2 separate regions of the Homo sapiens genome follow, and region 2 is linked to region 1. A link is a loop called in an ENCODE intact Hi-C map of the cell type or tissue named here. Cell type or tissue: CD4-positive, alpha-beta T cell. All regions are shown on one strand.

The links. Hi-C counts contacts between places; a loop is a spot of excess contacts. Peaks named below come from ENCODE experiments on the same cell type or tissue, not always from the same donor. Only the 100,000 strongest peaks of a DNase experiment are listed, where the experiment ranks them.
Region 2: a loop joins it to region 1, with 4 times the contacts of the local background. A loop is called at or near these places in 7 of 110 quality-filtered maps.

Annotation. Positions count from the first base shown.
Region 1 is chr3:111,976,132-111,981,131 of GRCh38, forward strand. PHLDB2 (pleckstrin homology like domain family B member 2) reads left to right here. Exons shown (of 18, transcript NM_001134438.2): 18 at 1-386. ABHD10 (abhydrolase domain containing 10, depalmitoylase) reads left to right here and starts at 2,895. Exons shown (of 5, transcript NM_018394.4): 1 at 2,895-3,072. The coding sequence starts at 2,931. RefSeq lists enhancers at 2,537-3,096, 2,955-3,004, 3,015-3,064, 3,085-3,134. In CD4-positive, alpha-beta T cell, no CTCF peak of the experiment used is centred here; DNase peaks (open chromatin) are centred at 2,840 and 3,660; H3K4me3 peaks cover 2,012 bases; H3K27ac peaks cover 1,148 bases.
Region 2 is chr3:111,077,532-111,082,531 of GRCh38, forward strand. The region is part of intron 1 of NECTIN3 (nectin cell adhesion molecule 3); the gene reads left to right. Among named protein-coding and RNA genes, the nearest start is that of NECTIN3, 8.2 kb to the left of the region's middle. In CD4-positive, alpha-beta T cell, a CTCF peak has its summit at 2,974 (motif pointing left); a DNase peak (open chromatin) is centred at 2,980.

The DNA of each region.
Region 1 (5,000 bases):
CTGCACTGTACTCTCTTCATAGGATTGTAAAGGTGTTCTAATCCAATTGCATGATGTAGTAAGCCTCTTAAATATGTGTGTTAAATATATTGAGTTTGGATTAAAATGTTGACATGATTTCACATTTGAAAATAAACTCATCTCTTATTTTGAAGTTACCTATCTGTAGTATGATGGAGGATGAATTAATCGCAAATGACAGTTGTAGAAACTATGTAAAGTTTGTTGTGTGCTAACATTATGATTTGTAGTGTATAAACTGAAGTATTCCAATAGAAGTATCTCTGGTTACATCCTATTGCTTACAAAATGAAATGAACCCTGAAAAACTCTGACATCATATTGTTGTCTGTTTACACAGATACATTTATTGCTGGGGATTGCAAGGAGTGTGTTTACTTATCCTTATCTTACACGAAAAAAAAATCATGTAAATGTGATATAAAGCTTTATTTGGTGGGGCATCTCATTTGTCCCCCTGAACTAAGGCAGCAGATTTCAGAGAGAGAAGCTTCCCTCAGCAGTATGTCCCTTTGCCCCCTTTATATATTGATGAAGTCAACATTGACAATAGGTACCCAGAGTGGAAACAAATTTGTCTACTTCAAGCTCATCACTGTCCGTAAAAGCATCTGTACTTGCTACTGGCCATAATTTTTTCTAATTTGTTAGACAACAAGAGTGAATACAGAAAACAATCCATGGGTTTCTCTGCTTTTCTGTGCAGTGATTTTCCCACTATGACCAGTCAGATTTTTCATCTTACTGCAAGTAAAATGCAAGAAGACTTGCAAAAATAAAGGGGAAGAAAAGGGAGAGAAGTGATTGAGAATATTTGCAATTATCCAAAACATGCAGAGAGAAGTGTTTGTTAAGATATAAGGGATGGGCCAGGTGCGGTGGCTCACACCTGTAATTCCAGCACTTTGGGAAGCCAAGGGGGGTGGATCACCTGCAGTCAGGAGTTCGAGACCAGCCTGGCCAACATGGTGAAACCCCATCTCTACTAAAAATACAAAAATTAACCAGGCATGGTGGTCGGTGCCTGTAATCCCAGCTATTCAGGAGGCTGAAGCAGGAGAATCGCTTGAACCCAGGAGGTGGAGGTTGCAGTGAGCTGAGATCGCCCCATTGCACTCCAGGCTGGGTGACAAGAGCGAGACTCAGTCTAAAACATACACACACACACACACAAAAACCCAAAAAAGAAATATAAGGGATGATGAAATGACATGCATCAGGCATCACCTTAGTGATTTAGTCCCTTAGAGTCTACAACAGGTCTAATGGAGAACGGGCAACATAGCTCAGCATCTTTTGGAGTATGTCCTGAAATCAAGTTGCTGTCCTTAACTATATGTCCTTAGTAGAGAGAGGCATCCCACCTCTCAAGAAAGAGATCTATTCAGTCTTTATTTATCTAACTGTTCCAGACTGTTCCAACAGTCCAGGTTCTCACGACTCCAAAGACATGCTGGATTCACTATATCCAAACTTTGCCTTTAATTCTGGTACCAATTACTGCCCCCCAAATTTATAACCAGGATAATAAAAGTTACTTTACTATCTTATATATACTCAAAGTATTACACAAGCCACCATAACTTTTAAATAGGAAACTACTACGTAAAACTCCATGGTTGATGCTTGAGGCCCCCAGGAATTAGTTTGAAAGGTATTTAGAGCTGGAGTCCGGAAACCCTTGTACTACAATTTATTCAACTATTTTTCTATTGTTAGCCATTCCCATTTTTTTCCTTCTCTTTGCCTCTAAAAACGGTGTAGTAGATAATATGCAGTCTTAAGAACTAGTGTTGTTTTTCTATAGGATAATCACAAATTGGTGCCACTGCGTTAAAAGGCACTGGAATGGATGCATATTTTAAAATTGTAATAGATGTGGCCATATTACTTCACAACAAATTTTAGTAATTCACCTTCCTAGCAATCATACATAAGTGCTAGTGTCTAGCATCCTTGCCAATTATTTTTCTTTTTTGCCAACTGAATGGGGGGAAAAAGGCATTATTTTTTTAATTCCAGTTTTTCATTTAGTGAGTTTGAGCATCATGTTTCCTTATATGGGCTGCCTATTTATAGCTGTTGGCCAATTTTATTTGAATTATATTTCTTATTTATAGGAGCAGGCTGAGTAGAAGTATTAATGTATCTATGCTACAAAATCCATTTTTCTAAGCTCTTAACTTGAGGTGTCTTTTGCCATTCAAAAAGTTTAAATTCGTATACAAATATATTTTTTATTTATGATGTTGGGGTTTTGAAATCTTGGTTAAGAAAGTCCCTTCTGTCCCCGGATTATATAATATTCTCCTAAAATTTATTTAATCCTCTCAGTTGTATTCTTCCGTTGAAATCTTTTTTTACTGAAATTTATTTTCGCATATAGCACGAGGAGGGGGCCAAGATAATTCAGTATTTCGTTAATCAGGCATATAGATCTAGAGCGGGGAATGTCCGATACCATTCCAGGTTATACAGGCGAGATTAATGTCAGATCTTGGGAGCATTTCCAGTACAGGTTAAAACTGTCACGCGGTCGGCGGGATTGCAGGTGATGCAGCAAGCCTGGTGTCCTCGACAGGAGACGTTTCCCATCTAGGACCGTTGGATAGGGTTCCTTTCTGAGCTTCCAGCTCTGTAGTATCTATCAGCCCGCTGATAGGGCAGCCTCCCGACGCCACTCAAAACATCTTAAAGGCCCCAAGCCAAACCCCGCTACTAGTAGAACCAACAGTCTAAACGAAAGAGCCACGACGCTCTGCGCATGTGCGCTCTTCGCAAGCTGAAAATCTTGCGGGGAGCTCTTTAGCAAGTTCCGCCTTCCAGCCTGAAGCGCATGCGCAGCCTCGGTTCCGTTGCGTAGCGTGTCCCTCAGTGGGACACTGCAGGGTGCGGGGACAACTACGAAGATGGCGGTTGCGCGCTTGGCAGCTGTGGCGGCCTGGGTACCTTGTCGGAGCTGGGGCTGGGCAGCCGTCCCCTTCGGTCCCCACCGTGGCCTCAGCGTGCTGCTTGCACGGATACCTCAGCGGGCGCCACGGTGGCTCCCAGGTCAGTGTCCGAAAGGCGGGAGTAGGATGCGTTCTTTCGAACGCCTCGGGTTCCGTCAGTTACCGTGCCTGTGCAGTGCGTCTTTGGCGCCCGGTTCAAAAATGCTCCTCCCCCTTTCTCAACACCCCAGTTCTAGGCGCTTTGTAGACTTCTGGTGAAGGCTGTGAGGAGAGCTCTGCCGCGGCCCTGCGGCATTCTGGGCACCCCGGGCCCTCGCTGGCGTTTTACACTGTGCAGTTTAAAGAGCTCCTGCTCCTTACCTGCCTCCCCTGCATTAAAGGCCAACACTAGAAAAAATTAAAATGTGCATTTAATGCATTATTATTAGTTACTTCTAGGAATTTGTAGATTGTGACTCCTAAAATGCTTAGACTGACTCTCCTTTGAGTTTAGGGAACCTAACAATGCGAGGCATGTTCTTTGTAAAAGTGTAGACGCCCTCATAAGCCTAATTTCTAGTTCTGCTTTCTTGCTGCACCCACTCAGTGAAAGAACCATAATCATTATTGCACAAAGGAAACTAGAATTTGGGCTAAAAATCAGAGAACCTCTTATATGTATATATAGTCTTTGAATTAGATCCTTTTATTTTTTTGGCTTTGTGTGTGGTTCACACCATTGCCACGTAGCTGTCAGATGATGCATGGTGCTTGGAGTGGTAATTAATGTCACGGCAGAGATCTTTTGTATGGAGATTTTTGTATCCAGTTTTTAAACTTTTATAATCAGATTAACTTGCATTTAATTGTGCGCAACCAAAAGGCATGTTACACATGCAAATACTCCTAGTAAAATGTAGTATGTCAATTCATTAACCAGAGTATAATATTATTTCATCTAGTTAGCACTTATTCATTGAGCACTTATGCACCAGGCTTTGAATTAATCCTTATGTTCAAAGATGATTTATGAATATAATTATATGAATCTGTCTACTTAGAACTTACATTAAATAAATTATAATCATCTCGGGGAAATTATGTTTTAAGAGGTGATTTCTGGAAGAGGATAGTGAGAATTTTTTTTAGTGCTCAGCTGAGTAGATGGGAAATGAACATGAGTGGATCAGCATAACTGGTCCTTACCAAAAGTTTTAAATTTGGCATATTTCTCTATACTTTGAAACAAGCTTTTATGTAAAAAGGATAACTTTAAGGCCTTCAGTTACATCTTTAAAAAATCAACTTCTTAATTACAAAATGGGGAAAACTTTAGCAGCACACATGGATTCTCTTCTCAAGACTGAGAAGTTTTCAAAGTGGAGGACGGCTTCATTTAATATAAAAAAAGAAAATGTATTAGTCCAAAGACTCTAAGGAAGTACACAAAACTAGTGTCTTTGGAAAGAAGAGGTGGGATTATAAATGACTCTTTTAAAAAAATATCTACTTGTTTCTTAAGAGCAAGTATAGATTTTATAATGGGGGAAAATTTGAAAAAGATGAAGTAGGATAATCTTATGAAGTTCACCAATTGTACTGTTGTACTTAAATTACACTAAAATCTCTGTGTACCATTTACAGAAAGCCAAACCAACAAAACGCAAAGTGATTGCATAGGTCTATAAGAAATCTCTTTCCAAAAACGATACTATCATATGTTGTTTTTAAAGAAACTGCTCATTGAACCCACCTCAGCTGACAATAAAATTATGAGTTGTTACCATGGCTCATGATTTCTTGGTTGAGGTAGGCGGATGGGTGGGCGGGTGGATGGGAGTCAGTAATAAAAAGGGCACAGCACGTCCTCCTTTGAAACAATTTTGCAAGGGCAGACCAAACCTGTTTCTTCCCTGACCCCCAAGAAAGTAGGGGATGAAAGGCCAGGCATGGTGGCTCACACCTGTAATTTCAGCAATGGGAGGCCAAGGTGGGAGGGTCACTTGAGCCTGGGAGTTTGAGACCAGTCTGGGCAACATAGTGAGACCC
Region 2 (5,000 bases), 900 kb before region 1:
TCATAGTTACTAGGGAATCTTTTTTGAAGCAATGTGGCCGGGCCCCACTATGGACTTACTAGATCAACAATTTTTGTAAGACGGGTGAGGTGTGGAGTCCAAGGGTTGGGACATTTGTATTTTGAAAGACAACATCAGATAATTCTTTTTTCTCTTGACAAGTGCTATTTATTATAGCATTTTCATTTATGATTTGACCAAATATTATCAATCTTCTGAAAGAAATGTGCTTCACTGTTTTGTTCATTATTTGTATTCCCATGTGCTTGGCATGTAGTAGGCACTCATATTTATTTCAAGAGTTTGATGGCGAAATCAAGGTTAGTCCAAACCAGCACGTTTTAATAGAACTATAATGCAAGCCATGTAATTTCAAGTTTTCTTGAAGCCACATTTAAAAAGTGAAGAAGAAATAGGTGAAATTAATCTTATTTTATTTAACACAATGTAACCAAAATATCATTTCAGCATGCAATTGTTATTAAAAATTGAGATATTTTACATTTTCTTTCATAGTAATGTTTTGAAATCCAGTAGATATATTATACTTATAGATCATTTCAATTTGGACTAGCCACATTTAATGCACTTTGTATTCAAGTGTGATGTTCCTGGTGGCTACCAGTTTGGATAGTTCAAGTCTGAACCTTTAATTGTCTCTAAAGTGGGTTATGCCCTTTTGTGGTCTTTACCCATAAGGCCTAGAATGACATTGCTCTTCCTACCTAATCAAATTCTGAAGGGCTTGGTTTAAGATTGACTTTCTCCAGGAAGGCTTCCCTCACCACTTCTTGCATACAGTGAGCATGCAATTCTGTTTTCATTTTTTTCATGCTTTCAGGCTTAAAACAGTCTTTGTTAAAGTGTTTCTGTGAAACACTAGTCTCAGAAGGTAGGTTTTTGGAAGAAAAAGTACCATGTTTTAATACATTTGGGAATAGGAAAAGCTAATGATATACCCCCTCATGGAAAGTTAACAATGTGAATTAGTTTATTAATGGTCTAAGAAATTCTTCAGTAAAATATCCCATTTAACAAACTAAACAAATTCTTTGGTGTAATATATATTATGTTGCAGAAGCTATGTTATGCAGAATACACTATAGGAATATATTCTTAAAGAGATTTGTACTCTTGATGATTAGAAAAGGTTGGTAGACTTAAAGATATTACTTGAGATAGTTCTCCACTGATTTTTCCTTTTTAAAAAATTATTTTTCCTCTCTTCAGTTCTATTTCCCATTGCCTCACCCATTTTGAATTTGAGATGTTTGCAGAATTGACTTTCTATGAGAATAGTAGTCTTCTGCTTTGTTATTTCAAAATCAGCTGTATATTATTTACCTGTCTAGCTTAAGCTGCTTCTGTGAGATGTATCGTACTTCATGTATGACACATCTGACTCTGGAACTGAGTTTTATGAATGAAGTGGGTAAATTTAAGATAGTCTATTTTGTAATGGAAGTATGCTAATGTGAAACTGTGCAGGGCTAGGACTCCAACTAAGTGTCTGAGAACATTATATATAATGTCAGGAGTGTGCTTGACTCTTCTGTTGCTTCAATTCAGAAGAAAAAAATATTAATGAAATGCTAGTATTGGTAAACTGTAGTAAAATCAGTTTAATATAGTAACTGTGAATTATTCATGATAGACATGATTGCTATTACTGAAAATCTTAGGCCCTAGTTTTGAAGATTATTAATAAAATTTCTAATTTAGTTGTAGCTAGATTCTTAAAGTACTCAGCAATTATGGTGGCTATTTTGAAACTGTGCATTGTTTATCAAGCTTGTTTTTCATGTAAAAGGATCTGGGCATTGATATATTTTCATTATATTTGTAGTTAATAGTAAAAATGTTTAAATGTCCTTTCATTATAGACTCAGATTCCCTACTAATTTGATTTAGAGATAATCATTCATGGCTATACATTTAATTTAATACTAAGCCTGACAATAAACTGCCTAGTTTTTAAAACCTGCTTAGAGATACCATACCTACTTTATTTTAAATGCAAAATAAAAAAGTCCTTCTCCATTCCTTTAATTTTTTGGAAGAGAATCAAGTGGAAGAAGGCATATAGCTAACAGTTCTATACTTCTCTTTAAGGGCACAGGACTAAAACATGATAGCAGCATTTCTCACTTAATCATAAGCCTGCTTATGTTAATGGCTACTGCAGTCACTCTAAAACTCTGCATTTCTGCTTGTTAAATTTAAAGGAAGTAAAAAATTACTGCCAACACAATCTTTGAGAAACATGCAAATAATACAGTTGTATTTAATGTCAACTTATATAGTAGCTTCCCCATTCCTATAAACACTTCTGAGGTTATATGATTATCTTGATGCAGTTTTTCTGCCTAGTTCATATTAAAAGCAGAGTGAACTTCAATATTGAAATAACAGTAAGGGAATTTCTGTTCTTTTTCAAGGTGTTGCATTGTTTATTGTTGTATACTAGTACAGTGCCAAAGGATTTATAATTTTTTTCTTTTAAACTGGTATAGACCCTACAGTTGACTGATTTTGAATAACAAAAAGGCATATCAAGTTTATAATTAGTAATACTAATTAGCAGGAAATAAGACTATCTAGATTATTGACATTCTTTTCTGTATTTAAGAAAATAAAATTAAGAAATTATGTTTGCCGTTTTCAATGAGGAAAGATTTTCAACTTCGGGATTCTTAAAGTACTCAGCAATTATGTTGGCTATTTTGAAACTGCATTGTTTATCAAGCTTGTTTTTCATGTAAAAGGATCTGGGCATTGATATATTTTCTTTATATTTATAGTTAATAGTAAAAATGTTTAAATATATAAGTAGCTGGTGAAATTTGTATTTGGCATGCCCCAAAGCCCCTTTTCCTTCAAAAGCTTTAATCCTGACAGCATCTCTTGAAATATAAAACAAATTTGAAGTTCCCTAAGAAAAATACATGTTTTTCTTTGAGGATACTACTGTTGCTTTGCTGCCCTCTACAGTCATCTAAAATAGTCACTCTAGATTTTTCTCCATTCAGATACTTAGAATACTTTTTCCCTGACCTGTGTATGAGCTTTATATTTCAGGAATGGGTTAAGTAATATTTACTGTTACAGAAGTAAAGTTTAGTCACAGTTAATCTATATATGTCATGCAAAAAAAAAAAAAAAGGACTTAGAGATTTGAACAAGGGATAAATTGGGGACTATTGAGCAACAACCATGTGCTAGGGAGTATAAAGGATACCACGGTGGAATGAGGCATGTTGGCCCTCTAAAGCTTATGAACTCATTAATACGATTAATGGCATGCTTATATATCAAATGACATTTGTAACAACATGCCAAGTGATATGATATAGTTTACAGAAATATTAGTAAGGGCTGGAAGAGTTAAAAATGAGACTTTTGAGCTATGTCTTCAAGAGTTTAGACAGATAAAACAGGGTGGTTTTAAACATATTTAAAACACAAAGCAGGCTGGGTGCAGTGGCTCACGTCTGTAATCCCTGAGAGGCTAAGGCAGGAGGATTGTTTGAGCCCAATTCTTTGAGACCAGCCTGGGCAACATAGTGAGACCTCGTCTCTGCCAATAAATAAATAAATAAATAAGCCAGGCATGGTGGAGTCCACCTGTAGTAGCAACTACTCAGGAGGGTAAGGTGGGAGGATTGCTTGAGCCCGGAAGGCTGAGGCTGTAGTGAGCTAAGATTTTGCCTCTGCATTCCATCCTGGACAACAGGGCAAGACTCTGTTTCACCATAAAAACAAAAGACAAAACAAAACAACAAGAAAAACCACAACCCTACAAAGCATCTGTTATGTAGAAAGGACTCTTCTAGGCTCCTTGGAGTCTTTGCCCTTAAGAAATGTAAAACTTAATTGTCAGGAGATTGGAATGAAAGATGTCTTTCTCTGTGTATGTGTGTGTGTGTATTAACCCAGTTACTTCTCTCCCTGTTTCCTCCCCTGTTAAATTGGCTAAATAATACTTTCTTCACAGAATTGCTATGAAATTAAATTGCAATAAAGTGCTATGTAAATACAACAAACAATACAGTGAACAAAAATGACTTGTCTTATGTGAGAAATTTAACAAAGTATTGTCGGATTATAGAAAGAGGACCAATTTAACTAGGGGTGGAAGAAGACTTAGAGGAGCTAATTTTCTAGCTGAATCTTGAAGGAATAGCTTAGATTTCTGTTTGTGAGGGAAAGTCAGTGAAAAAGAGGGTGTTCCAACTTAAAGACCACTGAGATGAGGACTCTAGAAGGAATTAGTGTTCTCATGTGACTCAAGCATGAACTTTATGGAGGGAAGTCGTGGATTTTTAAATACTTTGCTGAGGCGATTAGACTGTGGTAGCCACTGAGGAGCTTTTGAAGGCAGGCAACTGTGGAGTCCATCCATGACTTGATAGATTGTATAGCTCTGGCAGAAATGTAAAAAATATATTGGAGCTATGACAGACAAGTGAAGGTGACAACCATTGTGATATTCCATGGAAAGAGGATTACAGAGATAAATGACAGTTTTGCAAAGGGATTTGAAGGGAGGCTTGGATCTGAGAAGTAGATGATATGGTGTTTGGATATCATTGTGGGTAAGGAAGGAGGAGTTAGATATGAACCAACTTGGAATAACTAGGAAAGGATGATGAGAGGATTGATTAATCAATCCAGTAAGGTTTCACATGCATTTGTGGTGTACTTTTGAGCTGTAGCTGGAAATTTGTGAGAGTTGGGGTTAGAAGGGTGAGGTACGAGGGGTAGGAGGTAGGTTGTGAAACTGGGAATTATCAGGATTGAGGTATTTGCATTGAATGAGCTGTTTCAGAGAGAAAAGGGAACACAGGCAGAAGAGAGAGAGTGAGAAGAAAAAAGTGGAGAGAGGGAAGGGAATAGTGGATGGGGCCAGAATTTTTTTTTAGATTGAGGTATTTTGATTGGATAAGCTATCGGAGGGAGAGAGAAGAAAAATGTTCAAGGAAAAATCTTAGTTGATAAAT